Regions from separate parts of the Homo sapiens genome. Here region 2 is linked to region 1. The links are chromatin loops, found by intact Hi-C in ENCODE. Cell type or tissue: heart right ventricle. All regions are shown on one strand. Links, peaks and the distances in the headings refer to the core of each region. The heading gives the core; the rest is flanking DNA.

Evidence for each region. Hi-C counts contacts between places; a loop is a spot of excess contacts. Peaks named below come from ENCODE experiments on the same cell type or tissue, not always from the same donor. Only the 100,000 strongest peaks of a DNase experiment are listed, where the experiment ranks them.
Region 2: a loop joins it to region 1, with 6 times the contacts of the local background. A loop is called at or near these places in 100 of 110 quality-filtered maps.

The regions. Positions count from the first base shown.
Region 1 is chr19:15,092,939-15,108,479 of GRCh38, reverse strand. OR1I1 (olfactory receptor family 1 subfamily I member 1) reads right to left here. Exons shown (of 2, transcript NM_001004713.2): 2 at 15,510-15,541. SYDE1 (synapse defective Rho GTPase activating protein 1) reads right to left here and starts at 1,079. Exons shown (of 8, transcript NM_033025.6): 1 at 959-1,079. The coding sequence starts at 1,046. In heart right ventricle, for the core only: CTCF peaks have their summits at 6,604 and 6,804 (motif pointing left); no DNase peak of the experiment used is centred there; H3K27ac peaks cover 734 bases.
Region 2 is chr19:15,144,621-15,160,161 of GRCh38, reverse strand. It overlaps NOTCH3 (notch receptor 3), which reads left to right. Exons shown (of 33, transcript NM_000435.3): 33 at 1-1,124. It also overlaps the pseudogene RNU6-782P. Among named protein-coding and RNA genes, the nearest start is that of HACL2, 27 kb to the right of the region's middle. In heart right ventricle, for the core only: CTCF peaks have their summits at 6,001 (motif pointing left) and 9,543 (motif pointing right); DNase peaks (open chromatin) are centred at 5,996 and 9,531.

The DNA of each region.
Region 1 (15,541 bases), core at 2,472-10,471:
CCATCCTGGGATGGGCCCTTGTCCCTCAGCCCAGGCCAGACCCCCCACGCTCAATGCTTTGGGACTTCCCCTTCCCTCCCTCCTCTCCTGTCTCATGTCCTGGGCTGTTTCCTGTGTGTGTTTGTGTTTGGGCATCTCTGTCCCTTCTCCCTTCCCTGGGAACATTGGGAATCTTTGGGAAGGCCTGGGGGGAAGGGGTACGTCCATGGAATGGTCTGGCCTTCCTCCTTTAACTCCTTCCTTCCTGGGTCCCCCTATCCCACGCAGCTGTTTCTCTAAGGTTTTTACTTGCTACCCTGCTGAACTCCTCCTCTGGCCACCTCTGATGTCCACCCTCTAGGGTCTCTGTTTGTAGCATAGTCCAAAGAGCTGTTTAAGTCGATGGCCCTGGGCACATGACCCAATTGCTCCGTGCCTCAGTTTCCCCATCTGTATAAAAGGGACAGTTTCCTGGGGCTAAGGCAGGCGCAGTTGCCGTCACTGTTAGTAGGTGGGAGGCGGAGGGGGCAGCTACTCTGATTGACGGGCCGCCCCTCTCTTTCCTTTGCAGGAGTACGCCTCCCATCTCCCATCCTGCGCCTCCAGGGCTCCCGATGCCCCTTGCCCAGCCCGACTGGGCCCCAGTGTCCCGGCCTCCCAGCCCCTCCTCCCCTCCACCCTCCAGGCCCTCAGTCGCGGCCCCATTTCCTGTCGTGGGCGAGGCCCCCTCCCGGGCCTCCCAAGGAGCCCGCAGCGCTGGCATCCCCGGCCAGCAGCACATAACGGTCCGCGCCCCCCTCCCTCCCAGCCCCTTCCTTCCAGGACCCCTACCCTCCCCTGGCTGGAGGCACCCCAGTCTGCAGCGGGGTGCGGGGGGCTCCCCCTGATCCCCCCCACCGTCTGTCCTCGGGGCCCTGGGACCCCGCTCCCAGGCCGGGTGGGGCTCGGCGCCCCCTGTTCCCCACCGATCTCCGCTTACCGCGCTCCTTGGCGTCCGACTTTTTCCGGGGAAGTTTCTCCCGGCCCCGCAGGCGGGAGAAGGTTTTCCTGAGTAGCGGCTCGGCCATGCTGCGGCCCGGGCCGGGCCGAGCCGAGTGCGCGCCCCGGGCTCCGGCCGCGCCGCCCCGCGCCCTCCCCGCCCCGCCCGGGCCTCCCCGCCCGCCCCCCGCCCCGCGCCAGCAGGAAGCACATTCCGGGAATGCTTGGCCCAAACTTTTTTTTTTTTTCCCCTTTCCCGCGGCCCGAGCGGGCGATGCTGGGAGATGTAGTTGCCTGGGGCCGGGAGGGGTTGGAATGGGGGCTCCGGGTGCCCGGATCCGCTCCAGCTTCGATGGGACGTGACGATCGTGGCGCAGGCCCGATCCCTTGTCTTCCACCTCACCCACCCTCCCTGGATGGGACTCTGGGTGATGGCATCCAGGAAGTTCTCTTGGGTCTGTCTCCAAATCGCAGCCTCCACGTATCCTCTCTCTCCTTGCCAGGTACTGCTTCAACCTGGTGCAAGCCGTAGTGTCATTCGTTTCAATGACCGTCCCCACTACCCACCCCACCCCAAGCTTCTTCCTTGGTCTCCCCATGCCACTCTTTCCCCACTCAATTCTCTCACCTCCAAATTCCAATTACTACTGCTGTTTGACAAACCATCCCCAAACGTAATGATGTAAAACAACCATGTCGTGATTGTGAAAGGAAAATAAATCTTGAGACCTCCAAATCACTGAGCCAAAAGGAAGAAGTCAAACTGGTAACTGTGTAGGACAAACCTGCCTCCCATTCTATTCCTAAGTAAGATAGCTACAAGGTTAAAAAAGCTAGCTGGGCGCGGTGGCTCACTCCTGTAATCCTAGCACTTTGGGAGGCTGAGGCGACGGATCACTTGAGGTCAGGAGTTCGAAACCAGGCTGGCCAACATGGTGAAACTCCATCTCTACTAAAAATATGAAAAAGAAAAAAAATTGGCCAGGCATGGTGGGTGGGCACTGGTAATCCCAGCTATTTGGGAGGCTGAGGCAGGAAAATTGCTTGAACACGGGAGGTGGAGGTTGCAGTGAATCAAAATTGCACCACTGCACTCTAGCCTGGTCATCAGAGCAAGATGCCGTCTAAAAAAAAAGAAGAAAAGAAAAGAAAAAAAAAGCTACATACCTCCCCCACAATTTGCCTACAAGGAAATTCCTTATGGATGAAGGACAGGCAGAACTCAAAATTGTCCCTCTGCTCACATGAGACAAACACATATCTGATCGCTTCCTTACCTATTTGTTTCACTAAGCCAGACTAAGGCATAAGTGACTATCTCTGTAAATTGCATATTCAGAAAGGCTAGTCAGAAACTCGAAAGAATGCAATTGTTTCTCTCTTATCCACCTATAACCTGGAAGCCTTCTCCCTACTTTTGAGTTGTCCTGCCTTCCCAGACCAAACCCATGTGCATCTTACATATATTGATTGCTGTCTCATGTCTCCCTAAAATATATAAAACTAGACCAAGGTGGAGTGCAGTGGTACCACCACAGCTCACTGCAGTCTCAGCCTCTTGGGCTCAAGTGATGCTCCTGCCTCAGCCTCCCGAGCAAGTGGGACTATAGGCATGTGTCACCATACCTGGCTAATTTCCCTACTTTTTGTAGAGATAGAGTCTCATCATGTTGCCCAGACTGGTCTCAAACTCCTGGGCTCGGCTGGGTGCGGTGGCTCACGCCTCTAATCCCAGCACTGTGGGAGGCCAAGGCGGGCGGATCACCTGAGGTTGGGAGTTCGAGACCAGCCTGACCAACATGGGGAAACCCCTTCTCTACTAAAAACACAAAATTAGCTGGGGGTGGTGGTGCATGCCTATAATCCCAGCTACTCGGGAGGCTGAGGCAGGAGAATCTCTTGAACCCGGGAGGCGGAGGTTGCAGGGAGCCAATATTGTGTCACTGCATTCCAGCCTGGGCAACAAGAGTGAAACTCCGTCTCAAAAAAACAAAACAAAAAAACAAAACAAAACAAAAAACCCTCCTGGTCTCAAGTGATCTGCCCGCCTTGGCCTACCAAGTAGCTAGGATTACAGACCTGAATCAAGGTAGTGGCCCTGACTACCCTAGTTTATGTTGTCAGGAGCTTCTAAGTCTGTGTCACAGGCATGTCCATAACCTTGGCAAAATAAGCTTTCTAAATTTATTGAGACTTATCTGAGATACCTTTTGGTTTACATGATGCTCACAGATGCTGTGGTTCAGTTTGGACAGGGGAGACTTAGGCTAGAGGGTGACTAAAAAATGGCAGGGTCCTGAGTCATCTGGAGGTGTCTTCACTCAGAGGTCTTGCAACTGACGCCAGCTGTTGCTGGGGCTGTGGACCAGGGTAGCTACACAGGCCTCTCCGTGTGGTTCGGGTTTCCTTCCAGCATGGTGGTCTTGGGGTAGTCAGACTTCTTAGACAGCCACCCAGCCCTCTAAAAGTGAACAAGGAAGAAGTTGCATCTCTTCTGACCCAGCCTTGAGTGTCATGCTGTGTCACTTCTGCCACCAGATTCAAGGAAAGGGGGCACAGATTATACCTCTCTACATGGGAGGCATGTCAAGGTGACATTGTACAAGTGGATGTAGGGTGGGAGATATTGTGGCCATCTGGGAAAATATAACCTGTCTTAGCCCTACATTTCATTCTCCATATATTACCCACAGTGGACTTAAAACTGAAATCAGATTGTGGCACCATCCTGCTGAATAGTGTTCCTATGACTGCTCACCTCACCTAGAATAAAATTCAGATTCCCAGCATGGTCTCACAAGACTTCCAGCCTCATCTCTTTGGCTGTCCCATTCACTCACCATGGCCTCCTTTCTGGTTCTCCTTCATATCAAGCTATTTCTGCCTCAGGTCCTTTGCACACATGGTTCCTTCTGCCTGGGAAGCCCTGGTTCTTCTGAGGCCACCTCTCTCTCATCCTTTAGGTCCAATGGCACCTTCTAGGGAGACCCTTTCTGTCCACCACCTCTGTCTAGTCAGTATCACATTACTCAGTTTCCTTTCTTCTAACACTTGCCACAACTTGAATTTAACAGTCCCAGTGGTTTGTTCTAGTTTATCTGCCTCCTCGTCCAGACTGGGTCTCCACCAAGTGATCAAGTGATGCTTGTCTATGTTGTTCACTGCTGAATATTCAGGTAGGAGATCAGGTGTCAGGTGATGGAGGTCTGTATAGGAGGGGGTGTCCAAGAGGCCTGGACGAGGAGGCTGTGTGTGTTTGGTTTTAATGTGTCTTTGTGTGGTTCTCTGTGTTTATTGTACTTGGAGTTTGTTGAGCTTTGTGGATATGTAGATTCATGTCTTTCATCAATTCTGGGCTTCTGGGAAGTTTTTTGGCCATTATTTCATCAAATATTATTATTATTATTTTTTGAGATGGAGTCTCACTCTGTTGCCCAGGCTGGAGTGCAGAGGCATGGTCTTGGCTCACTGCAACCTCTGCTTTCTGGGTTCAAGTGATTCTCCTGCCTCAACCTCTCAAGTAGGTGGGGTTACAGGTGCCTGTCACCATGCCCAGCTAATTTTTGTATTTTTAGTAGAGATGGGTTTTCGTCATGTTGGCCAGGCCGGTCTCAAATTTCTGACCTTAAGTGATCTGCCCACCTTGGCCTCCCAAAGTGCTGGGATTATAGGCATGAACCACCATACCCAGCCTCATCAAATATTCTTTCTGCTCCTTTCACTTCTCTCCTTCTGGGACTCTCATTATGCATATATTGGTATACTCATTATACAACTGTTGATATACAGTTCTCCTAGGTGCTGTTCACTTTTCTTGGATATGTGTGTTTGGGGGGCATCAGTCTGTAAAAGGGTGGAGTGCACCCTCCTCCCTATGAGATCCCTGCGCAGATGTCTTTGAGGCAGCTATTGACAATGGGGAAAGAAGTCAGGGGTCAAGACAATACCTGTTTACAAGTTGAGGGTAGAGGCTGCAGGACTAAGGTCCCAATGGGGTATTTCAGAGTCTCAGAGGAGCTGGGGTCTGACATGGGAGTGAGAGCAACCCTTAGCCCCACCCATATGACACCCACATACCACATAAATATTTATTATTATTATTTTGTGTAAATCTTTTTGAGTTTTTGTACTTTTCCTGTTGTCTTTATTTGCCTGCATGTAGCCTATTTAATTCACCATTGGCTCTGATTCTTTCTTAGCAATCAGAAATTTCCATAAGTGAGAACAGATTATCTGCAAATTGTATGTAATGAAATGGTTATGAATTCTAAGTTTCATAATGATGTTTGTATGCTTATTCCTGTGGATTTTGCTAGTTGCTGTACAGATTTTAGAGCCTGTATGCGTACATTTTCTTTTCTTTTCTTTTATAGAGACATAGTCTTGCTTTGTTGCCCAGGCTGGAGTGCAGTGGCACGATCTTGGCTTACTGCAACCTGTGACTCCCTGGTTTAAGCGATGCTGCTGCCTCAGCCTCCTGAGTAGCTGGGATTACAGGCACACACCACCACGTGCAGCTAATTTTTATATTTTTAGTAGAGATGGGGTTTCACCATGTTGGCCAGGATGGTCTCGATTTCCTGACCTTGTGATCCATCCACCTTGGCCTCCCAAAGAGCTGAGATTACAGGGGTCAGCCACCGTGCCTGGCCCATTTTCTTTTCTTTTAAAAAAATTTATTTTCATGGCCGGGCACTGTGGCTCATGCCTGTAATCCCAGCACTTTGGGAGGCTGAGGCGGGTGGATCACGAGGTCAGGAGTTCAAGACTAGCCTGGCCAAGATGGTGAAACCCCGTTTCTACTAAAAATATAAAAATTAGCTAGGCATGGTGGCAGGCACCTGTAATCCCAGCTACTCGGGAGGCTGAGGCAGGGGAATCGCTTGAACCCAGAGGGTAGAGGTTGGAGTGAGCCAAGATCGTGCCACTGCACTCCAGCCTGGGTGACTAAGACTCTGTCTCAAATTTTTTAAAAATTATTTTCATGTTATTTTTATTTACTTTATTATTATTATTTTATTTATTTTTCTTGCTCTGTTGCTCAGGCTGTAGTGCAGTGGCACTACCACAACTCACTGCACCCTCAACCTCCTAGGCTCAAGTGATGTTCCTGCCTCAGCCTCCCAAGCAACTGGAACTACAGGCATGTGCCACCATGCCACAGGCTGATTTTTCTATTTTTTTGTGGAGATAGGGTCTCATCATGTTGCCTAGACTGTTCTCAAACTTCTGGGCTCAAGTGATCTTCCCACTTTGGCCCCCCAAGTGGCTGGGATTACAGGTGTGAGCCACCGTGCTTGGCCTTATTATTTTTAGAGACATAATCTCCCTCTGTCACCCAAGCTGGTGTGCATTGGTGTGATCATAGCTCACTGCAGACTTGAACTTCTGGGTTCAAGCAATCCTCTTGCCTCAGCCTCCTGAGTGGCTAGGCCTATAGGCATGCACTGCCATACCCAGCTAGCTTTTAAATTTTTTTTGTAGAGACAGGATCTTGCTATGTTGCCCAGGCTGGTCTCAAACTCCTGACCTCAAGCGATCCTTCTTCCTTGGCCTCTCAAAGTGCTGGGATTACAGGTGTGAGCCACTGCACCTGGCCACGTGTGTGTTTTCTTTCCCCTAAATGTTCTCATTGGCTGCAGGTCTGATGTGCTGTGCTTTTGGTACCTGGTGGATTAACCAGCCCCAGACACATATAGACCAATTAGTTGAAAGACCAAAAGACCATTTCCTGTCAGTTTTGGGCAGAGCTCAGCACCTCTGTGGTAGTCAAGGGGAATTGATGGATAAATACCCCAGCTCCCTCACCCTTGTGTTGGATGATTGAGGTTCATGTTCTACACTGACCCCTAGTGTTCACCCACGGGATTGAGCTCCAGCTGTCCACTGTAGAAACCTGGTTATCAATACACTCTTTGCTGACTTCCTTCCCTTCCCTCTCCCACATATCCACCCCACTTACAGTATTTCCTGTTTATTTCCTAAATACTTGAATCCTTGTCTCAAGGTTGGCTTCTGGTGGACTCCAAACACAGACATTCTGTCTAGGCCTCTGTTTCATGTGCAAAGGGAATAATAAATTAGGCTGTTTTCAAGGCTATGGGCATGGGGCGTGGTTCTGTGGGGCTACATCTCCATTCTACCAGCTCCCTGGGGTGCTCAGTTCCTGGGGGATGGGAGATAGAGAAGGTTTTGGGGAGCAGGACCCAAGCTTCCTCCACCCGCTGTGGTCATTCCCATTTGTTTCCACACCTGAGGCTTGCGTCTATCTGGCATCTTCCAGGAGAAGAAGGTGAATACCTCAGCCTGCCTAGGCCTCCCTGGCTGGAAGTCAGACCTCAGAGGAACCAGCAAAGGGGTGGCTGCCCAGAGATATCCATCACAGTAGCATTCAGGAGCTGGAGGGAGAGGGGATGATTGTATATAATGAAATGGTTATGAATTCTGTTAGCATAAAGCAGCTTCCTGAGGCAGGGCACAGTCTCACCTGGGTGACAGTCAGTGGTACAGCATTGCTTGACCAGAGCCTCCCATTGACCCTTGGAAAAATCTGGCCAGACAGCTATAGAGCTGAAACTGAGGTGCAGGAGGGGTCCATAGTTGCTCCATGCCACCTCCAGAGTGGTCTCTGTTTATCAGCTGCAAGGCTGTGGAGCTTTCCTGCTGGCTAGGCCCCTGCACAGCCTCAGGGATAGACTCAGCAACTGGCCACTGCAGCCATGCCAAGAGCTCTCCAAGCTGGACATGGTGGTTCACACCTGTAGTCTCAGCTATTCTGGAGACTGAGGCAGGAGGATCACTTGAGCCCAGGAGTTTGAGGCTTCAATGAGCTATGACTGCACCACTGCCTCTAGCCTGGGCAACAGAGCGAGACCCTGTCTCTCCCCGTCTCTCTCTCTCTTTTTTTTTTTTTCTTGAGACAGGGTTTTCACTCTTGTTGCCCAGGCTGAAGTGCAGTGGCGCAATCTCGGCTCACTGAAACCTCCGCCTCCCAGATTCAAGCGATTCTCCTGCCTCAGCCTCCTGAGTAGCTGAGATTACAGGCGCCCACCACCATGCCTGGCTAGATTTTGTATTTTTTAGTAGAACTCCTGACCTTAAGTTATCTGCCCTCCTTGGCCTCCCAAAGTGCTGGGATTACAGGTGTGAGCCACCGTGCCCAGCTGAGGCCCTGTCTCTTAAACAAAGCTTATCTGATGTCCAGCTCCCAGACCTGGTGTGCTGGTGTGGACCCCCTAGACTCTACAGGCTGGGTGTACCAGAGGAAGCAGGAGCAGCCTGCAGAGAGGTGGCTGATCAGGTGAGGACAGGTGGCTGGGTGGGCAGGGCTTTGACAGAGATCCCACATCAGGCTTAGCTCCTGCCTCCTTCCTCCCATGCTTCTGGGCTCTCCTGCACATTCCAAAGTAAAGTCTAGCCCTTGTCTGGCTCCTGAAGAGTTGCCTTCAAGCTGGTGGAGTATCCTGTGTGATGAGAGTCTCTTTGTATACCTGGAGGTCACACCAGAGAGTTTATGCCAAAAACGTGTTTTATGGTGGAGGCCTTGGGCCTCACTGTGTCAGTTTGACCTCTCGAGGGGCTTGAGGCTGAGTAGCTAAGGTCAGTCACACAAATGGTCAGCCATACTATGTGGCTGTTATGGGCTAAATCAAGCTTGTTTAACCCGCCACCCACAGGCTGCATGTGGCCCAGGAAGGCTTTGAATGTGACCCAACACAAATTCGTAAACTTTCTTAAAACACTATGAGATTTTTTTTTTGCGATTTTTAGCTCATCAGCTATCTGTTAGTGTTAGTGTATTTTATGTGTGGCCCAAGACAATTCTTCTTCCAATGTGGTCCAGGGAAATGAAAAGATTGGACACCCATGGGCCAAATTATGTCCCCTTCAGTCCCTTGCCAAATTCCTATGTTGAAGTCTTAACTCCCGGTCCCTTAGAATGTGACTGTATTTGGAGATAGAGTCTTCTCTTCCTCTTTGGTCTCCCAAAGTGCTGGGATTACAGGTGTGAGCCACTGCTCCTGGCCATGTATGTATTTTCTTTCTTCCTTCCTTCCTTCCTTTCTTTCTTTCTCCTTCCTTCCTTCTTTCTTTCTTTCTTTCTCCCTCTCCTTCCTTTCTTCTTTCTTTCTCTCTCCTTCCTTCCTTCCTTTTCTTTCTTTCTTTCTCTCCTTCCTTCCTTCTTTCTTTCTCTCTCTCTACTTCCTTCCTTCCCCTTTCTTTCTTTCTCTTTCTTTCTTTCCTTCTTTCTTTCTTCTTTCTTTCCTTCTTTCTTTCTTCCCTTCCTTTCCTTCCCTTTCCCTTTCCCCTTCCCCTTCCCCTTTCCCTTTCCCTTTCCCTTTCCCTTCCCTTCCCTTCCCTTCCCTTCCCTTTCCCTTCCCTTTCTTTTCTTTTTCTATTTTTTTTTTCAGGGTCTCTCTCTGTCGCCCAGTCTGGAGTGCAGTGGTGCGATCTTACAGGCCTGTGCCACCACGCCCAGCTAATTTTTGTATTTGTAGTAGAGACAGGGTTTCACTATATTGGCCAGGCTGGTCTTGAACTCCTGACCTCAAGTGATCCCCCGACCTTGGCCTCCCAAAGTGCTGGGATTACAGGCATGAGCCGCCACACCCAGCCCCACATGTATGTATTTTTCTTCCTCCAATTTTCTTTCTCGTTGGCTGCAGGCCTGATACGCTGTGCTTTTGGTACCTGGTGGGTTAACCACCCGCAGGCACATACAGACCCATTCGTTGAAAGACAAAATGCAGGTGGAGGGACCGGTCAGGTTTGGGCAGAGCTCAGCACTTCTGTGGCAGTCATGGTGAGTTGGCGGAGAAATACCCCGGAGCTAGAGACAGAGGTAATTACGTTAAAATGACGTCTTTAGGGTGAGTCCTAATCCAGTAGGACTAGTGCCTTACGAGAAGAGGAAATTTGGATACAGATGTGTGCACACATAGAAGGAAGACAATGTGAAGTCTCAGGGAACAGCCAGCCACTTACAAGGCCTGGAGAGAAGCCACAGAACAACCCTACCAACGTAACTTGACCTTGAACTTCCAGCCTCCAGAACTATGAGAAAATAAATTTCTGTTGTTTAAGCCTCCCAGGCTGTGGTATTTTGTTATGGTAGTCCCAGGACACTAGTGATCCTCCATTATCTGCAGGGAACATGTTCCAAGATGCCCGGTAGATTCCTGAAACCGTGGGTAGTACAGAACCCTAGCTATACTGTGTTTTGTCGATCTCATAACTGCCATGGCTAGTAAGGGACTGATGGGTGGGGTGTTTACAGTGCAGATGTGCCAAACAAAGGGAGGATTGACATCCCAGCTGGGATGGAGTGGAATGGTGCAAGATTTCATCACACTACTCAGAATGGCACGCACTTTAAAACGTATGAGTTGTGGCCAGGCGCAGTGGCTCATGCCTGTAATCCCAGCACTTTGAGAGGCTGAGGTGGGCAAATCACCTGAGGTCAGGAGTTTGAGACCAGCCTGACCAACATGGTGAAACCCCATCTCTACTAAAAATGCAAAAAAATTAGCTGGGTGTGGTGGCGGGCACCTGTAGTCCCAGCTGCTCGGGAGGCTGAGGCAGGACAATTGCTTGAATGCAGGAGGTGGAGGTTGCAGTGAGCCAAGATTGTGCCACTGCACTCCAGCCTGGGTGACGGAGTGAGACTGTCTCAAAACCCAAAACCAAAAACGTATGAATTGCTAGCACAACAGGGTGACTGTAGTCAAAAATAATTTAATTGTACATTTGAAAATAACTTACAGAGCATAATCAGATTGTTTGTAAAACAAAAGATAAATGCTTGAGGGGATGGATACCCATTTTACCCTGATGTGTACATCCCTGTATCAAAATATGACATGTAATTCATAAATATATACACCTACTATGTACCCACAAAAAAACTTACTAATTGTTTATTTTTTTTTCTCTCTCTTTTTCTTTCTTTTTTTTTTTGAGATGGAGTCTCACTCTGTTGCCCAGGCTGGAGTGCAGTGGTGTGATTTTGGCTCACTGCAAGCTCTGCCTCCCAGGTTCACGCCATTCTCCTGTCTCAGCCTCCTGAGTAGCTGGGACTACAGCGCCCGCCACCACACCCAGCTATTTTTTTTGTATTTTTATTAGAGATGGGGTTTCACCATGTTAGCCAGGATGGTCTCAATCTCCTGACCTCGTGATCCGCCCGCCTCGGCCTCCCAAAGTGCTGGTATTACAGGCGTGAACCACCATGCCCAACCCAAAGTGTTTATTTCTCAAATTTTTCATTTAGTATTTTTGGACTGCTGTTGACAGCAGGTAACTGAAACCTCATGAAGAAGCGGGAACTATTGTAATACAGTGGCCAACCTCCAATAAGAACCCAGAACACCTCCCAGCACTTTGGGAGGCCGAGGCGGGTGGATCACGAGGTCAGGAGTTCAAGACCAGCCTGGCCAAGATGGTGAAACCCCATCTCTACTAAAAATACAAAAAATTAGCGGGGCATGGTGGTGGGCGCCTATAATCCCAGCTCCTCGGGAGGCTGAGGCAGAGAATTGCTTGAACCCTGGAGGCAGAGGTTTCAGTGAGCCGAGATCGCACCACTGCACTCCAGCCTGTGTGACAGAGAGAGACCCCGTTTCAAAAAAACAAAAACAAAAACAAAAAACAAACAAACAAAAACAACCCAGAACACCAAGGCTTGGGTCAGCTCCTTGGTTAGCAACACTCTGCACCTGTTGTTACACATTGTGGCTGTGAGAATTCAGCATTGTCTATGTCTGTACAACTCCACTGGGAGGGAACAGCTGGAAGCTCATGCCTGGTGTCTCCTAGATGCTGCTCTATCTGCCTTTTACCTTTGCAGATTTTTTTTTTTTAATGGGGGCCAGGTGTGGTGGCTTACACCTGTAATCCCGTTGCTTTGGGAGGCCAAGGAGGGAGGATCACTTGAGCCCAGGAGGCAGAAATTGCAGTGAGCTGTGATCACACCACTGCATCCCAGCCTGGGTGACAGAGCTAGATGCTGTCTCAAAAAAAAAAAAAAGGGGGGGGGGTTACTCTGTTGCCTCATCTGGAGTGCAGTTGTGCAATTCTAGCTCACTGCAACCTTGAACTCCTAGATCTGAGTGATCCTCCGACTTCAGCTTCCCAAGTAGCTGGGACTACAGGTGTGCATCACCACGCCTGGCTAATTTTTACAATTTTTTGTAGAGACAGGGTCTGGCCATGTTGCCCAGGCTGATCTCGAACTTCTGGCTTCAAGTGATCCTCCTGCCTCAGCAGAGTCCCAGTCCCACAAGGCACCTGAGTGTGGGACAGGCATAATTGAAGGTTGGGGGTATCAAAGGAGGAGTGCATCTCTCACTTAAAGTGTTGGGATTATAGGCATAAGCCACTGTGGCTGGCCCTTTGCAGATTTTAATCTGTATCTGTTTACTGCAATAAACCATGAGTATAATAACATTACTGAGTTCTGTGAGTCTTTCTAGCAAATCATTAAAGGTGAGGGATGCCTTTGGGATCCCCAGCCACAAAGGTTTACACAAACAAAACCACCTCCATTTCCTGCCAAGTTCCTGGCAAATGGACAGTTGGGAGGATTGTCCCAATCCATCTCTGCGAACTTCAGCCCAAATCTTAGTGAATCTTTCTTACACTTTCCAGAAAGTGGCCACTCCTGCTGGCTTGTCCGCTTTTCACTCCCCAGAGTCCCACACAGGGGCTGCTCCCTCCTCCCGGGACAGGCCTTGAGTTGCTCCAAGCTGCAGTGTGACCTTGGGCAAGTCACCCACCTGGGAGGCTACCAGCATCATGAGGGAGGGAGAGGCTGGGTTTTGAGGTCACACCAGCCTGGGCTGGATTCCCCCACTCTGCCCCAGATCTGGCATGTGGCCTTGGGGTGGTCACTTTTCGTCTCTGAGCCTCAGTTCCCGAATCTCCAGATTTGCTTTGAATCACCCAATAAAATTTCACATGGAGAGAAGGAAGTGTTCTTGTACTTTTTTTTTTTTTTTTTTTTGAGACAGAATCTTGCTGTGTCACCCAGGCTGGAGTGCAGTGGCACAATCTTGGCTCACTGCAACCTCCGCCTCCCAGGTTCAAGCGATTCTCCTGCCTTAGCCTTGAGTAGCTGGAGCTACAGGTGCATGCCACCACGCCTGGCTAGTTTTTGTATTTTTAGTAGAGATGGGGGCTTCACCATGTTGGCCAGGCTGGTCTCGAACTCCTGACCTCAGGTAATATACCCATCTTGGCCTCCCAAAGTGCTGGGATTACAGGCGTGAGCCACTGTGCCCGGTCTGTTCTTGTACTCTTAATATAGGCTTGGGCCGTGTGCAGTGGCTTACACCTGTAATCCCAGCGGTTTGGGAGCCAAGGTGGGAGGATGGCTTGAGGCCAGGAGTTCAAGACCGGAATAGGCCACATAGTGAGTCCTCGTCTCTATAAAAAAGTAAAAAAAATTAGCCATGTGTGGTGGTGCGTGCCTATAGCCCTAGCTACTCAGGAGGCTGAGGTGGGAGGATTGCTTGAGCCCAGGAGGTCGAGGCTGCATTCAGCCATGATCACACCACTGCACTCCAGCCTGGGCGACAGAGCGAGACCCTGTCTCAAAAAAAAAAAAAAAAAAAATTTACTGGATAAGATTGGCTCAAACCTCTTCCAGCATGCTTGCTAAGATTTTAGAGAATTTCCAGATTATTTTCTGTCTTTTGTTGTTGCTGAATTAAGGAGTCCCGCCATCTTGCTGGTTTTGCTCTGTGGGATGAGGCCCCTGGCTTCTTAATTTCAGCAGAGTCCCAGTCCCACAAGGCACCTGAGTGTGGGACAGGCATAACTGAAGGTTGGGGATATCAAAGGAGGAGTGCATCTCTCACTTAACCTTGACTGCAGGTATCTTTGTTCCAACTCAGCAGCCTACTTTGGCTGCCCCATCCGGTATTCCTAAAACCTTTCCATCACACTGCCTCATTCATTCATTCATTCAGAAAATATATTTTGTGGCTGGGTGCGGTGGCTCATGCCTATAATCCCAGCACTTTGGGAGGCTGAGGTGGGTGGATTATTTGAGGTCAGGAGTTCGGGACCAGCCTGGCCAACATGGTCAAACCCCGCCTCTACTAAAAATAGAAAAATTAGCTGGGCATGGTGGCGGGCACCTGTAGTCCCAGCTACTTGGGAGACTGAGGCAGGAGAATAACTTGAACACGGGAAGCGGAGGTTGCAGTGAGCCAAGATCACACCACTACACTTTAGCCTGGGCGACAAAGTGAGAGTCCATCTCAAAAAATAAAATAAATAAAATAAAATAAGATTAAATTAAAATAAAGAAAAAAAGTGTTTTTTGTTTTTTTTTTTCTTCTGAGACAAGAGTCTTGCTCTGTCGCCCAGGCTGGAGTGCAGTGTCATGATTTTGGGTCACTGCAACCTTTGCCTCCCGGGTTCAAGCGATTCTCCTGCCTCAGCCTCCTGAGTAGCTGGGATTACAGGCACGTGCAACCACGCCTGGCTAATTTTTGTATTTTTAGTAGGGATGGGGCTTCATCACGTTGGCCGTGGTTGGCCAGGCTGGTCTTGAACTCCTGACCTCAGGTGATTGCCCGCCTTCACCTCCCAAAGTGCTGGGATTACAGGTGTGAGGCACGGTGCGTGGCCAGAAAACATACATTGAGTGGCTACCGTACTAATCATAGGGGCACAGAGGTGCAAAGATAAACAAGATAACACTATTTCAGGTCCCAGCTCCCAGCTCAGTCAAATGGGTGAAACAGACATTAATCAAAGGGTTACACAAACTAATATAAAACCACTGCAGTGAGGAGGCCGGGTGCAGCAGCTAACACCTGTAATCCCAGAACTTTGGGGGGCTGAGGCAGGTGGATCACTTGAGGCCAGGAGTTCGAGACCAGCCTGGCAAACACGGTGAACCCCGTTTCTACTAAAAATACAAAACATTAGCCAGGCATGGTGATGCGTGCCTGTAATCCCAACTACTCGGGAGGCTGAGGCAGGAGAACCATTTGAACCCAGGAGGTGGGGGTTACAGTGAGCCGGGATCGCCCCACTGCACTCCAGACTGGGAGACAGAGCAAGACTCTGTCTCAAAACAAAACAAAAGACCCCACAAAACCACTGCAGTGATGAAGAGATCACTAATGATGAGTGATGATGAGAGAGGGGATAGCGAGTGTAACATTAGGGCAACTGATGTAGCTGGGCAAGGGATGGAGGTTAGGGGAGGCTTCCTTGAGGAAGTGGAGTTTGTGCTGAAATCTCAATGCCAAGCAGGAATTTACTCAGGAGGGGTCAGGAAGAGGGAACAGCATTTGCAAAGGTCCTGTGGCACCAGCTCCTTATCTTCTGATGGTTTTCAGCCCACTTCACCTCTCACTTTTTGGTCTTTCTTGGTCCCCTTAACTCTTGTCACTCCCATCCATCTATACGAGGATTGGCAACCTATGGCCCATAGGCTAAATCCAGCCCTTGAAATAAAAATAGTTTTGCATTTATTTTTATTTATTTATTTATTTTTTAAGTTTTTTAGAGACAGTGGTCTTACTCTATCCCCCAGGCTGGAGTGCGGTGGTGCAATCATAGCTCACTG
Region 2 (15,541 bases), core at 4,788-12,787, 49 kb before region 1:
TTCTGTGTACCTAGTACACAGGCATGACTGGGATCCCGTGTACCGAGTACACGACCCAGGTATGTACCAAGTAGGCACCCTTGGGCGCACCCACTGGGGCCAGGGGTCGGGGGAGTGTTGGGAGCCTCCTCCCCACCCCACCTCCCTCACTTCACTGCATTCCAGATGGGACATGTTCCATAGCCTTGCTGGGGAAGGGCCCACTGCCAACTCCCTCTGCCCCAGCCCCACCCTTGGCCATCTCCCTTTGGGAACTAGGGGGCTGCTGGTGGGAAATGGGAGCCAGGGCAGATGTATGCATTCCTTTGTGTCCCTGTAAATGTGGGACTACAAGAAGAGGAGCTGCCTGAGTGGTACTTTCTCTTCCTGGTAATCCTCTGGCCCAGCCTCATGGCAGAATAGAGGTATTTTTAGGCTATTTTTGTAATATGGCTTCTGGTCAAAATCCCTGTGTAGCTGAATTCCCAAGCCCTGCATTGTACAGCCCCCCACTCCCCTCACCACCTAATAAAGGAATAGTTAACACTCAGTGTTGTTGGTCTGTGTCTAGGTAAGGTGGGGAGTGGTGGCAGTGGGACTTCTATCTCCCCCACCCAGGGCTAACTTGAGCTCCCATCTTGGGGTAAATACATTTGACTTGCCAGTCTACTTATGCTTCCTCTTTTGGCAGATGACTACCGATTGGATTAGTGGTTGTCACCTGACTTAAGCTGAGCCAATCAGATTCTTTTGCTCGAGAACTTTCTTTAATGGAGAGGCTAAGAAAGTTGTCAGTTGGTGGAGCTCTTAAGGTCACAATCAGATTTAGAAATATCAGTGGCCAATTCGAGGTGGTGGGCAAAGAGACAAGCAAACAGGGCAGAAGAATGAAGCTAATATTCAGGGAGAATCAGAAATGAGAGCTCAAATGGCTCCTTGAGGGCTGGGGGGGTTATCTCGGCTCCCAGTGCAGTTATCAATTCCAGTTAATTGAGTGTTCATTCCATTGAGATCAACAGGTATTTATTAATTGCTTTCTAAGTATCTGATCATGGTTCTGCATGAATTTCACTTTTACTTCATGCTCCTATGGGTTTTGGAGATAACCTTGGACCCATGTAATAAATACTTCTTTACTTGTGCCAGCTTCGGTGGGTTTCTGTTACTCGCAACCAGTCGTGCTCCAAGACAAGGTTCTGTTTACACTGGTGTCTTCAGGAAAGGAGGATAGGATTTAATGTTCGTTGATTCTGTCAGTTGGAGTGCTCCTGGTTGCAAATGACACAAAAGTCTACTGGCTTAAACAAGAAAGGGGTTTATTAGCTCATATAAATTAAAAGGACCTACTTCAGGGGAGAATTGATCTAGTGGCTCAAATGTGGTCAACAATGGCTCAGTTTCTCTTCATCTCTACAGCTTTCTCTGGGCATCAGTTTCATCTACATGCTCCACATGGCACCCAGTAGAACCTCTCTTCCCGACATCACACAGCTCCAGCCTTCTCTCTGTGTTATCAAAATAGGTGCCATATTGCTCCTTCCAGGGAAGAGAGAAACTCCTAGTATTGTGATTGATTTTTCTTTTACTTTCTTCCTTTTTTTTTTTTTTTTTTTAAGATAGAGTCTTGTTCTTGTCACCCAGGCTGGAGTGCAATGGCACAATCTCGGCTCACTGCATCCCCCGCCTCCGGGTTCAAGCAATTCTCCTGCCTCAGTCTCCCAAGTAGCTGGGATTACAGGTGTCCACCTCCATGCCTGGCTAATTTTTGTATTTTCAGTAGAGACAGGATTTCACCATGTTGGCCAGGCTGGTCTCGAACTCCGGACCTCAGGTGATCCATCCACCTTGGCCTCCCAAAGTGCTGGGATTACAGGCATGAGTCATCGCACTCGACCTTGTGGTTGATTTTTCTATTGACTCCAATTGGTTCACGTATCCACCCTCTAACCTAAGGTTTCTTAATTTCGGCATTATTGACATTTGGGGCCAAATCATTCTTTGCTGTGGGGAGCTGTCCTGTGCATTGTAGGATATTTAATAGCATCTCTGGTCCCTACCCATTAGCTACCAGCAGCACCCCTTTTCCAGTTGTGACAACCAATATAACATGTCTCCAGACATTGCCAATTGTCATCTGGGAGGCAGATTCACACCTGTTGTTGTCTTAAAGCATGTCTTAAAGTCTCTTCTTTGGAACTACTGATGTGCTAAATTTAGGGGCAATCAGGTTTGCAGAAGCATGAATTCTGTGGAAGCTTCTAATAAATGTTTACTCCTCTCCCACCCCCTTTAGGCTAAGTCTTTGAAGATGAAACAGTCTCTTTTAGGTTTGTCTCAACTTTATTTTATGTTTATTCCCTTACCCTCTAACCTGTATTGGGCACCTACCGTGTGCCAACTCCCGGACAAGTTGTTGAGAATAGAATGGTGAATTATATAGGCCCAGTCTCTGCTTTTATGGAATTTCAGGCTAGTTGAGGGATGTATGGGGGGTGCACCCCTGTATACCCTTGGAACTTACCATTCTAGTGCTTGCTGACAGCATCTGACTGAACACCTGAGACTCTCCACCTGGGAACTTTCTCTTGTGTGGGGCAGGAGCAACCCTCAACATATGAGGGATGAATGAGAGATGGTGGATAAATACCCCAGCTTCCTCGCCACTCTCTGTGGGAATTCATGGATATGATCCACAGAGTCTCCCAAAGGATGCTCTTTGGGATTAAGCCCCAGTTGCCCACAGCAGCAACCTACTCTTCCTCACTCCTACTAGAGCTTTCTGGAATGATCTTGCGAATAAATTCCTTGCACTTGAATCATTGGCCCAAGAGAAGTCCATCTTAGCTTTATGCATGAGTAGATTCTTGGGAATAAAAAATAAAATATCTACTGGGGCTTAAGCAAGTTTGGGTATTCTTCTTCCCAAGTGCTGTACAAATGAGGAGAAAGTCCTTCTCCCTACCCATTTTGTCCACTCTATCATGCAACCTTGGCTTCATGTCAACAGAATATTGAAGAAGAGTGTCCCACAGCGGGAACCCACTTTCGTACCTGGTGGAGCTGACTTATTTGTAAGCACATGTGAGACTCACCCACACTGGGAGCTCCCTGGAATGATTGCAGAAAGGATGTTAGGTTGAGGACTAGGAAGCCTGCACTGGTGATGGAGGAAAATTAACTAATGAGATTCAAGGATTCATATGTATGTGATTTCATTGGCATGCTGAAGTTGGGAAGGGTTGGGGACTTTGGAATTGACATCCTAGTTGGTTTTTTGACTGAAAGGACAATGATAAAACAGCTGAGTGTCTGCTTTTTGCCTCCAGATCTGCACTGATCTTCCTCAACTCTTCTCTGTGCTCTGGGAGAATGACCCAGGTAGATGGCATCAATGGGTTTCCTTACTCTCTGGCTTCCACTTGGGTTTGGCCAATGAGAGACACAGGTGAGGGATTAGAGGGTGGAATGTATTTGTCTCCCTGGCTCCCTGCCTGCAGGGTACCTGCAGTGCTCTCCCTCCAGCTACCTACCCTCTGTGGGTCTGGGTTATTGTTTCCTCTGCTTGGCCCTTTTGGCATAGAAGCGATAAAGGCTCTCCACCATTGTGAGCCCCAAGGTATAGTAACATTCCTTGCCTACATTCTGCGCATGCCTCATCTGTCTAGAATGTCAATCATTTATTTATTATCTATCTATGTCTATCATCTATCGTTTATCTTTCATCCGTCTATATCTATCTTATGCTTCTCTGTCCTCTGTTGTCTATTTATATCTATGAATCTTTCTATTTTTCTATCATCTATCATTTATATATCTTTCTCTCCATCCATCTACCAATCTTTCTTCTTCTTTTTTTTTTGAGACGGAGTTTTGCTCTATTTCCCAGGCTGGAGTGGAGTGGCGAGATCTCGGCTCACTGCAAACTCTGCCTCCCGGGTTCATGCCATTCTCCTGCCTCAGCCTCCCAAGTGGCTGGGACTACAGGCGTCCACCACCGCGCCTGGCTAATTTTTTGTATTTTTAGTAGAGATGGGGTTTCACCATGTTAGCCAGGATGGTCTCGATCTCCTGACCTCGTGATCCGCCCGCCTTGGCCTCCCAAAGTGCTGGGATTACAGGCGTGAGCCACTGTGCCCGGCCTCTTCTCTTTTTTTTTTTTTTTTTTTTTGAGATGGAGTTTCACTCTTGTTGCCCAGGCTGGAATGCAATGGCGTGATCTTGGCTCACTGCAACCTCCGCTTCCTGGGTTCAAGCAATTCTCCTGCCTTAACCTCCTGAGTAGCTGGGATTACAGGCATGCACCACTACGCCTGGCTAATTTTTGTATTTTTAGTAGAGATGGGGTTTCTTCATGTTGGTCAGCCTGGTCTCGAACTCCCGACCTCAGGTGATCTGCCTGCCTTAGCCTCCCAAAGTGCTGGGATTACAGGCATGAGCCACTGAGCCTGGCCTAATTTTTGTATTTTTAAGTAGAGACAGGGTCACCATGTTGGCAGGCTGGTCTTGAACTACTGACCTCGTGATCCACCCTCCTTGGCCTGCCAATGTGCCGGGATTACAGGCATAAGCCACTGCACCCAGCCTTATCTGAGCCTTTCAAAGCCTCTATAGACAGCTCCTTCCCTAGCTTTTGGTTTAGTCTATTTGTCTCAACTGTCACTCACTGCCTCAGGCATCCATGAAGCTAAAATACCTTCCTGTAGCTGTTGTCAACAAAGGACCCCCAGAGTGAAGGCTTTTTGCATGGTTTATCTCAGAGCCAGGTCAAATACAGAGAGCTTTGCCAGTGGGATCTTGCAGGGAACCATTAGCTTGGTAAATAATGACAATTCTTGGCCGGGTGTGGTGGCTCACACCTGTAATCCCAGCACTTCGGGAGGCCGAGGTGGGCAGATCATTTGAGGTCGGGAGTTTGAGACCAGCTTGGCCAACATGGTAAAACGCTGTCTCTACTAAAAATACAAAAATTAGCCAGGCGTGGTGGTGCATGCCTGTAATTCCAGCTACTTGGGAGGCTGAGGCAGGAGAATTGCTTGAACCTGGGAGGCGGAGGTTGCAGTGAGCTGAGATTGCACCACCGCACTCCAGCCTGGGCGACAGAGAGAGAGAGACTCCATCTCAATAAATAAATAAATAAATAAATAAAATTTAAAAAATAATGACAATTCTTTGGGAATGAGGCTTGAAAGTGCTCTAGTTCTGTTTTGCTCTCTCTGGTGGATGCCAGGCTGCACCAGAGTTTGGGCTGGTATTTTTCAAGACGACCACGGAGCTGGAGAGTGGGGGAGAAGACCAGAGATGTTAAAATGCCGAGTATGCTGTTCTCACTGATATTCAGTAATTTTCTGAATACATTTTCTCTGAGTTGCTGCAAGACTTTAGTTAATTTCTAGAATTCCCAAAAATTTAGTCTAACAATTTTTTCTAGCTTTTTCATTCTTTATGGAGGACATAATTTATGGAGGTCCTTACTCTGACATTTTTTCTGACATTCCACCTCACATTGGTTGATGATTGATTGTTGGATTATGCATCTGGAGCTCAGAGTGGTTGGCTGATCTAAGATGTAGATTTGGGGAATACTGGTAAGGAAGTGGTATTTAAAACCATATGATTGTACTAATCAGTTAGAGAGAAGAGAGTCAAGGTTGAAGCCGTGAGCTACTTCAATATCAGAACAGTAAAAGTAAAGAAAGAGAGTGACAAAGAATGGTCAGAAATGAAGTGGACAAACCACATGCAGCAGATGGTGTCAGTCCCCTGCCCGCATCCACTTTCTCTGACAACTTCACTGCATATTGGCCTGATTTCCAACACTCGGTGCTTGCATCTATTTGTCTGAGGGCTTTCTCTGGACATTAAAGCTTACTCCATCCACATGTACAGCAGGACAGGAGTATTGGATAATTAATGCACTCAGGAGCAACCCTCAACAATAACCAACTGGAGTGGGTGTATACATACCTCAGCTCCCTTACCCCTCTGCAGTGAATGTTCTATGCTGCCACCCAGAGGTCTCCAGTGGGATTGACCCCAGTTGCTTACAGGGATAAGTTACTTGATAGGACATGCTTTATAAACTTCCTTTTGTTCCTACTTTCACTTCTTCAGATCTGGTATCACCTCCCAAATAAACTTACTTCCACTGGAATCCTTGTCTCAGAGTCTGTGTCTGGGGGAAACCCAAACTATGCAGGCTTTTTGGCATAGATTGGGTACACAGAATCATGAGTCTATATTCATCAGCTAGGGAGAGATAAGAAGGTCTAGGACTGAGCCCTGGGGAATTATCATATTAGGGGTCAGAAGAGGAGGAGACTAAGGAAGAGTGGCCAGAGAAAAAGCATATACCATGAAAAGAAAGAGAAAGGAGCATTGCAAGGAACAGATTTATCATCTAAGTTTAATGCTCCTGGAGAAAGGAATAAGATGAGGCCAGGTCCGACAGCTCACAGGCTAACAGGAGACACAGAGGAACACAGACAATATGAAGAGACAACCCAGGACTTCTGGTAGCCCAGATACTGCATATGACTAGCTTGGGGGTTCTTACAGAAGGCTTCCTGGAGAAGGTGATGCTGGTGGTGTGTTTTTAGTAAAAGTAGGAGTGAGTGTTGTTATGAGTGGAGCAATGGCTGTATTTAGTAGTAGAGGAGGTGGCAGGGGTCATATCACAACAGTCTTGGATGTGAAGATGGAGGGATTTTAAACTTTGAAAGCAATGGGGAGCCATGGAAGGTGCTTGCGTAGAGGAGGAGCACAGCTTGAGTTTTCTGTCCTGGGGTCAGTGCAGAGGTCAGACTGGAGGGAGTTGACACTGCAGGTTCTTGCAACAGGTAAGAATAATGCAGTCCTGAGTTGGGGTGGAGGTGAGGGGATAGAGAGAATTTTGGGAGGAAGAATGCTGATTTGGTAATTAATGGTCTAGGGAAGGAGGGATGGAGAAGGCTGAGGTCACCAAGAGATGTTAAACCTGGGCAACATTGGTAGAACAACATCAAATGATCCACTCCTTCCTCCCTCTCTTGAGGGCAGGGCCTGGGGGTGCATTTCCTCAGGAAGCAGCCTTGCCTAGCGCAGGTGGGTACTAGGAGCATGAATGAATGCTCTGCCATTCATTAATGAATTTCTGCTTGTTATCCACAAAAAGAAATAGTAATTAGTCCTTTTCCCGCTCTGTGCATGCAGGGTCTGTGGGCTTAGGAAGCTGACCCAGGGGTCTTGAGTTTCCTGGAGGGAAAATCCCCTCAGGGTGCCACCTGCCTGAGCTCCGTGGGACTTCTTAGTGTTCAGGGGGCCTGTGGGATGGCAGCTCTGGGGACCCTCAGCATAACAGGAGCTGTGTCCTCAGCCCCTCCCTTTTTAGGTGGTGAACAGAGCGATGCCAGCAGGCACTGCAGGAGCCTCCCTTGGCAATGGTGAGTGTGAATTCAGAGGCTTTTCCTGGCTGAAGGAGCCACCCCGGCCCATCCCTGGCCTTAAGGTTCAGATCTACAAATAAGTGGGGAGAGAGAGAAACTGTAGAGGGACTATGCTAACCCAGAAAAGGCTAAGCAGTGACACACTTGAATGGAGTTTCCCAGAAAGGTGTTCGATCTGTTTTTTGCCAACTACAAAGCATGGGCTGGAGAAGAATATAAGATTTTCCCAGAAAGGCAAGGAGGCGCATCTGGGGGAACCAAAAGAGACCCTTGAAAAGTCACACACATGCAGACACTGCATCATGGTGTGAACAGGTGTGCAAGCAGACAGGGAAGATATGGGGTGTGGACACGCATGTGCCCTAGAGTCTCATGAGTGCGCGCGCACACACACACACACAGAGTCATTTAGGGTGGGGCTGAAAGGGGCGGAGAAGGGCCTTTGGGGGTCTTCCTGATGAGAAGAAAGAGGAAAAGGAAAGACTCCAGACCCCAGTCCCATGCATTCCTCAGCTTCCCGGCTCCAGACAGCTCTCAGGAGTGTCACCTGGTCCCCTCTCCCCTGCACTGTGGAGGTGGCATTGGCTTGGTCCTTGAACTCAGCACCAACTGGTTCCCTGTAACTCTCTCACTAAGCAAGCAACCAGCCTGGGCGCTCTCAATGGGTGCAATTTTCATGGGTTCCAGGTAGGCAAATAAGGAATATTCTACTCCTGTGAATTGACCTCTTTTTGGGTCAGGCCTGGAATCTGGACACATTGCAGCAAACTCAGTCACAGCTCCTCAGCTGTTGCAGAGTTAATGTTCAGCCACATTTGGGATTTCCTCCTTTCTTCTTCCTTCTGTCTGGGGTGGGTGCAGGGGGTTGGGGCAGACGCCACCTCCAAGATGAGAGCGGAGAGGGGCCAGGTTGTCGGTTTGAGAGCTCTAGACACTGTGGGTCCCCACCCCCAGCAATCCTGAGATGGACAGAGTCCTCGCTGAACTCCAGCTGGGCTGGCCCTGCCCCTATCCCCCAGTGTGACTCTGCCAGCTCCTCCACCAGCTCTTTCTTTGAGCCTATTTCTGTTTTTAAAACAATAAATTTTTTTTTTTTTTGAGACAGAGTCTCACGCTTGTTGCCCAGGCTGGAGTGCAATGGTGCGATCTCAGCTCACTACAAACTCCGCCTCCTGGGTTCAAGTGATTCTCCTGCTTCAGCCTCCCAAGTAGCTGGGATTACAGGTGTGTGCCACCACACCCGGCTAATTTTTGTATTTTTGGTAGAGACGAGGTTCCACTATGATGGACAGGCTGGTCTTGAACTCCTGACCTCAGGTGATCCACCCACCTTGGCTTCCCAAAGTGCTGGGATTACAGGCGTGAGTCACTATGCCCAGCCAAAAAAAATTTTTAATTAAAAATATTTAAATATTTGTTCAATGAATACATGAATGAATGGAAATGGTTAAGGTTTTTTTTTTTTCTTTTGAGACAAGATCTCGCTGTGTTGCCCAGGCTGGAGTGTAGTGGCATGATCACAGCTCACTGCAGCCTCAACCTCCTAGGCTCAAGCAGTTCTTCCACCTCAGCCTCCAAAGTAGCGGGGACCACAGGAGCACACCACTGCACCTGACTTATTTGTTTATTTATTTAATTTTTTTGAGATGGAGTCTCACTCTCTTGCCCAGGTTGGAGTGTAGTGCCATAATCTCAGCTCACCGCAACCTCCGCCTCCCGGGTTGAAGCGATTCTCCTGCCTTAGCCTCCCAAGTAGCTGGGATTACAGGCATGTGCCACCACACCCAGCTAATTTTTGTATTTTTAGTAGAGACAGGGTTTCACCATGTTGGCCAGGCTGGTCTTGAACACCTGATCTCAAGTGATCTGCCTGCCTTGGCCTCCCAAAGTGCTGGGATTACAGGCATGAGTCACCATGCCCGGCCTGTCTCTAAACTCACTTCTAACCCATCAAAAAATTCATTGGGCTTCACCTTCACAACCCATCCAGATGGGCAAGTCCTCACCACCTCCATGTGCCCACCATGGCAAGCCCACTTCCAATGGCCCACGTGGTCCACACTGATCCCATTATCATCGGCCTGGACCAGCCTAGTCACCTCTTAACCTGCTGTGTCCAATGCCTCACGCACAGTTTTCCCATAGCCACCAGAGGGCGTCTGGGAACACCTGAGCCTGGGGATGTCCCTCTTCTGCTTAGACCCCTCCATAGTCCCACCTCATTAGGAGTAAATGCCAAGTCCTCCCCTTGATCTACAAGGCCTACACAACATCCCTCTGTCCCCTCCCTGTGCTTACCTGCTCCCTCTCCCTCACTGTCTCTCCCTCACTATTCCTCCTTGCTGCTCCTGTACCAGGCATGGTGCAGCCACAGGGTGTTGCCTCTACCTGGAATGCTCTCCTCCGTCTTGACTCATTCCCTCATTCTTTTTCAATTGTGAATTTGGGGTCTTTGCCTGGCTGGAGAAGCCACGCTGATCCATCTCTAGCCTAGAGCTGAGATCAGAAAATTGGGGCAGTCAAGGAAGGAGAAATTGGAATGCTCTCCTCCGTCTTGACTCATTCCCTCATTCTTTTTCAATTGTGAATTCGGGGTCTTTGCCTGGCTGGAGAAGCCACGCTGATCCATCTCTAGCCTAGAGCTGAGATCAGAAAATTGGGGCAGTCGAGGAAGGAGAAATTCTGAGCTGACCGTGATTAAACATCAACAAGGACTTTTCTGACCATCCCATTAACAATGGCAACTCTCCCCTGATTTCTCAATTCTCCCTTTAGGTCCTCTTTTCTGTTTCTAGCACTTAGCTCTGATGTAACTCACTTGTTGAGTTATCCTGTTTGTGGCTGATTGCGCGGCTGCCTCCCTTAGTACCTTCTGCTCCTCCAGGGCAGGTATCTCTGCCCATTTAGTTCCCTGCTGTGTCCTCATGCCCTCAGAAGCACCTGTCACAGAGGAGCTGTTCATGAAGATGTGTGTAATGAAAGGTGAGTCGCTGAAACTCACACTCCTGAAAGCACAGCCTCCAGAGACAGACTCCTGGGTTCCAATCCTGATGCCAGGACTGAGAATGTGAGCAAATTAAACCTGCTATACTCTGCCTCTCAAGCAGTGCAGAGCAGAGAATAAGAATCCCAGGCGTCCTCATAAGAAGTTAGAGACCGGCTGAGTGTGGTGGCTCATGTCTGTAATCCCAGCACTTTTGGAGGCCAAGGCAGGCAGATCACCTGAGGTCAGGAGTTCGAGACCAGCCTGGCCCATGGCCAACATGGTGAAACCCCGTCTGTACTAAAAATACGAAAACTTAGCCGGGCGTGATGGTGGATGCCTGTAATCCCAGTTACTTGGGAGGCTGAGGCAGGAGAATTGCTTGAACCCAGAGGCAGAGGTTGCAGTGAGCTGAGACTGCACCACTGAACTCCAGCCTGGGTGACAGAGCGAGACTCAGTCTAAAAAAAAAAAAAAATGTAGTTAGAGACCAAAAGATTCCTAACACTGTCAGGGCATCTTCCTATTACCCGTGACTTCAGAAGATCAATCTCCACTTTCATAGATGAAGCTCAGAGGAGCAAAATTAGCTGACCAAGGTCACCCTGTTCCTGGTAAGGCACCAGCATTCAAATCTAGGCTTGTGATATTACAGAGCTCTACTTGGTATTGCTGCTGGTCACTGAGGGGCTGTCCTTGAGCATGAAATTTCTGCTCTAGGTAATGGGCATTTTTTTGCAGCTAGTGATCTTCTCATCACTGGAGGCAAGCAAGTGGAGGCAGGATAATTGTGGTAGAGGACACTCCTACACTGAGCAAATATCAAGGGGGGTTTCCTTTCCAATTCCCTTCCATGTGATGCCCAAGAGGGTGCTGACTTATACCTGAAGGGAGCCTGTGATAATACCTTAAAGGGTCTCTTCCACAGTCACTTGCTCTTCAGATTATTTCTTAAAACTTTAATTACAAATGACAGCCAGGCTTGATGGCAGGTAGATGCCTGTAATCCTACCTACTCGGGAGGCTGAGGCAGGAGAATCATTTGAATCCGGGAGGCAGAGGTTTCAGTGAGGTGAGATTGTGCCACTGCACTCCAGTCCAGCCTGGGCGACAGAGTGAGACTCGATTTCAAACAAAACAAAACAAAACACTTTAGTTACAAATGGCTTTAGCATGTTTTGCATTGTTTATCTCAACCCTTGGCTTCCTCTGTCAAACTAGATTGATTAAACAGGAAAAGGGTTTATCAAGAGAAAAAATATCCTCTAAGAAATGTTATTTTTCTATTGATACAAATTAGCAATTGATGTAGAATATTTGGGAAATTCAAAAAAGTATAAAGAATGTATGCGAATGTCATCACAGAATTTTTACTGTTTCGTATCCCACTCTCACACAACCCATATATGAGAATTCTTCCCATGTTATTATCCATTCTCAAAGATACGACTTTAATAATGTCTTATTATTTTTGTGCTTTGTATCTTTTTCAATTAGAATGTCAGTATTTTGTTTTACCCTTGTTTGTAAGGGCATTTCGACTATAGAACACTTTAGGTCATGTCCTCTTTAAAAATTTAAATAATGCAGTTATGAACATTCCTATATATCTAAGTGCAGTTATTTTTCAATGAGAAAAATCTAGAGGTGAAATTATCTAGACAGACACATAATAATTCTATGTATTTATGGAGTACAGTTTGATGTTTCAATCCATGTATACATTATATCATAATGAAATCAGGGTCATCTGCTGATTTTATACTGGGGTGTTAGAGGACTACTGTTAGCCTTGGGCAAGAGGGATTCTGCCCTGGCACTGATGCATCTGAGGACTCGACTCTACCCCATCCCAAGGGGTGAAGAGTTTACAAAGTCAAGAGTATGTCTTTACCTTGAGCTTGCACCTCATTGTAGATGATGCGCTACATGACCCTAGAATTCCCTGCCCAGGTGGCTCCAAGCCACTAGCAGGGCCAAAAGTAGGACTTCTTTCTTCTGATATGAACCACACTGCTGGCGTGTATTTCCTTAGGTGTGGTTAAGCAGTGGTGTAGTTAAGGAGGGTGTTGCTGCATCTTGAAGGTGCATGGTTGGGATATCTGTACACATACATACAAGGCCCCTCGCAGTGCTAAGTGGCACCTGGGGTGGGAAGAGAAGGGGATAGGACATGGGCTAGAAACTAGCACACGGTGCTCTCCACAGCATCACATTCTGGAGTGGAACTCTAAAGAGTCCAGAAATCCTAAATTGAATTCTGTTTTTTCATGTCATTATGAAGGCTGTCAGTGTGATGAGTTAGAGCATATTTTACTTAACTGTTTATTAGCTTCACTTTTAACTTTAAATAATCAGTCACATGGTATATGGGTCTTTATTTGAGCTCCATGAATGTTGGGGAGTGGTCCTATACATTTTCCCTTCCCTTCCCTTCCTTCCTTTGTCTTTCTTTCTTTCTGTCTCTTTCTTCCTTTCTTTTTCTTCCTTTCTTTCTCTTTCTTCCTTTCTTTCCCTTTCTTCCTTTCTTTCCCTCCCTCCCTCCCATCTTTCCTTCCTTCCTTCCTTCCTTTCTCTCTTTTTCTTTCTTCTTTCTTTCTCAGGGTCGCTCTCTGTTCACCTAGGCTGGAGTGCAGTGGTGCAATCATGGCTTACTGTAGTTTTGATCTCCTGGTCTCAAGTGATCCTCCCTTCTCAGCCTCCAGAGTAGCTGGGACTACAAGCACATGCTATTATGGCTGGCTAATATATATATACATATATACATATATATATATATATATTTTTTTTTTTTTTTTTTTTTTTTTTGTAGAGATGAAGTTTCACCATGTTGCTCAGGCTGGTCTCAAACTCTTGGGCTCAAGAGATCTGCCTGTCTTGGCCTCTCAAAAGTGTTGGGATTGCAGGCATGAGTCACTGTGCCTGGCTCACATTTTTCTTAATTTGTAAGAGGTAAACATTTATCACAGCTTTGTTCTAGTTCGTGATTTGCCTATAAATTTGTTTCAATTTAACAATGTTTTGTCATGTTAAGTAATTATACTTCTTAAATAGTCATATCTCATTATTTTTTCACTGTGAAGTCTTCCATGTTATTGAGTTTCTATCACGGTCTCTATAAAGGGTTCTGTTCTTCCCTTTGATGTTGTTTACTTCACCATAAAAAGGCCTGTTTCAGACATATTTAGGGCATGTCTGCCAGTATGCTTTTTATTAGATCTGGATTTTCTTTTCTTTTCTTTTGAGATGGAGTCTTGCTCTGTTGCCCAGGCTGAAGTGCAATGGCTTGATCTCAGCTCACTGCAACCTTTGCCTCCTGGGTTCAAGTAATTCTTCTGTCTCAGCTTCCCGAGTAGCTGGAACTACAGGCGTGTGCCACCACACCCGGCTATTTTTAGTAGAGATGGGGTTTCACCATATTGGCCAGGCTGGCCTCAAACTCCTGACCTTGTGATCTGCCTGCTTGGCCTTCCAAAGTGCTGGGGTTACAGGCATGAGCCATCGTGCCGGGCCTAGATCTGGATTTCTTAAGTAGAGTCTGAGTTTCTTGGCTTGGGGTTTCATTTTACTTCAGTTTCTGAAGATTTGAAGTAAGGCCTTGTACTTTTTCATGGCATGAATCCCTCAGGGAATATGTGTTTTATACATTTATGTTTTCCATTGTTGGTTGCATATATATTTAAAATTGTTGTATCCTGTACTGAATTGATTCCTTTATCATTATATAATGTTTTTCTTTGTTTCTTTATAGTTTTTTATTTAAAGTTTATTTTCTTTTCCTGACATAAGGATTGTAATCCCTGCTCTTTTTTTGGCTTCCCTTTGAGTGGATTATATTTTTCTTTCTTTTCTTTTTCTTTTTTTTTTTTTGAGATGGAGTCTTGCTTTGTTGCCCAGGCTGGAGTGCGGTGGCGCGATCTCAACTCACTGCAACCTCCGCCTCTGGGTTCAAGTGATTCTCCTGCCTCAGCCTCCTTAGTAGCTGGGATTACAGGCACACACCACCACGTCTGGCTAATTTTTGTACTTTTAGTAGAGGTGGGGTTCCACCATGTTGGCCAGGCTGGTCTCGAATGCCTACCTCAAGTGATCTGCTCACCTTGGCCTCCCAAAGCATTGGATTACAGGTGTAAGCCACCATGCCCAGCCCTAGAATATCTTTTTCCATGCCATCTCTTTCATTCTGTGTTTCTTACAGGTGAATTAAGTCTCTTTTAGGCAGCACATGATTGGGTGCCTCTTTCTATCTATTCCTTCACCCCATGTTTTTTGATGGAGAATGTAATTCGTGTCCATTCAAGGTAATTGTTGACAGGTGAGGACTTACTATTGCCATTTTGCTGATTATTTTCTAGTTATTTTATGTATTCTTTTTGTTTCTTCCTCATTTACTTTTTTTTCTTAGTGCTTAAATGCTTTCTTCTAGTGATATGTTTTGATTTATTCCTTTTAAAATAAGTTTTATGTTGGGATGCTTCAAGAATGCGCATGTCATCTTTGTGCAGGGGCCACGATCATCCCTGTATCATTCCATTTCTAGTATATGTGCTGCCAAAGCGAACACTGACTCCTTCCTTTTCATTGTTGTGTATCTATTATAGGCCTTTGCTTTGTGCTTGCCATGAGGCTTGCAAAATACATCTTATAGTGTTAAAAGATTATTTTAAGATGATAACCACTTAACTTTGATCACAGAAATAAAGTATCTCTACACTCTTAATCCTACTTTGTATCAAACTTTTTATTTAGGTTATTATGTTTTTTTCTTCCTAGGATTTCTATTTGTGCTTTTAATTGTTTCTACTTCTTTGCCAAACTTCTAATTTTGTTTATAAAGTTTTTTCAAATTTCATTTAATTTTCTATCTGTATTTTCTTTTAGGCTCCTGAACTTTTAGAGAATCATTGTGAATTCATTTTCAGTCATTTTATAGATTACCTTTTCTTCTGGGTCTGTTACTGGAGCTTTATTATTTTTTTCTAGTAGTGTTATGTTTCCTTGTTTTTTTATTTTTTTGTTTGTTTTTTAAAACATAAACCTGTGTCCTACGTAGTTGCTTTTACATTTGAGGAGACAGCCATCCTTTCCAGCCTTTGCAGGTGGAATTTGGTTGTGATAGACCTTTATTATTTAGTTTAGTTTGGAATTCTGGGTGGGC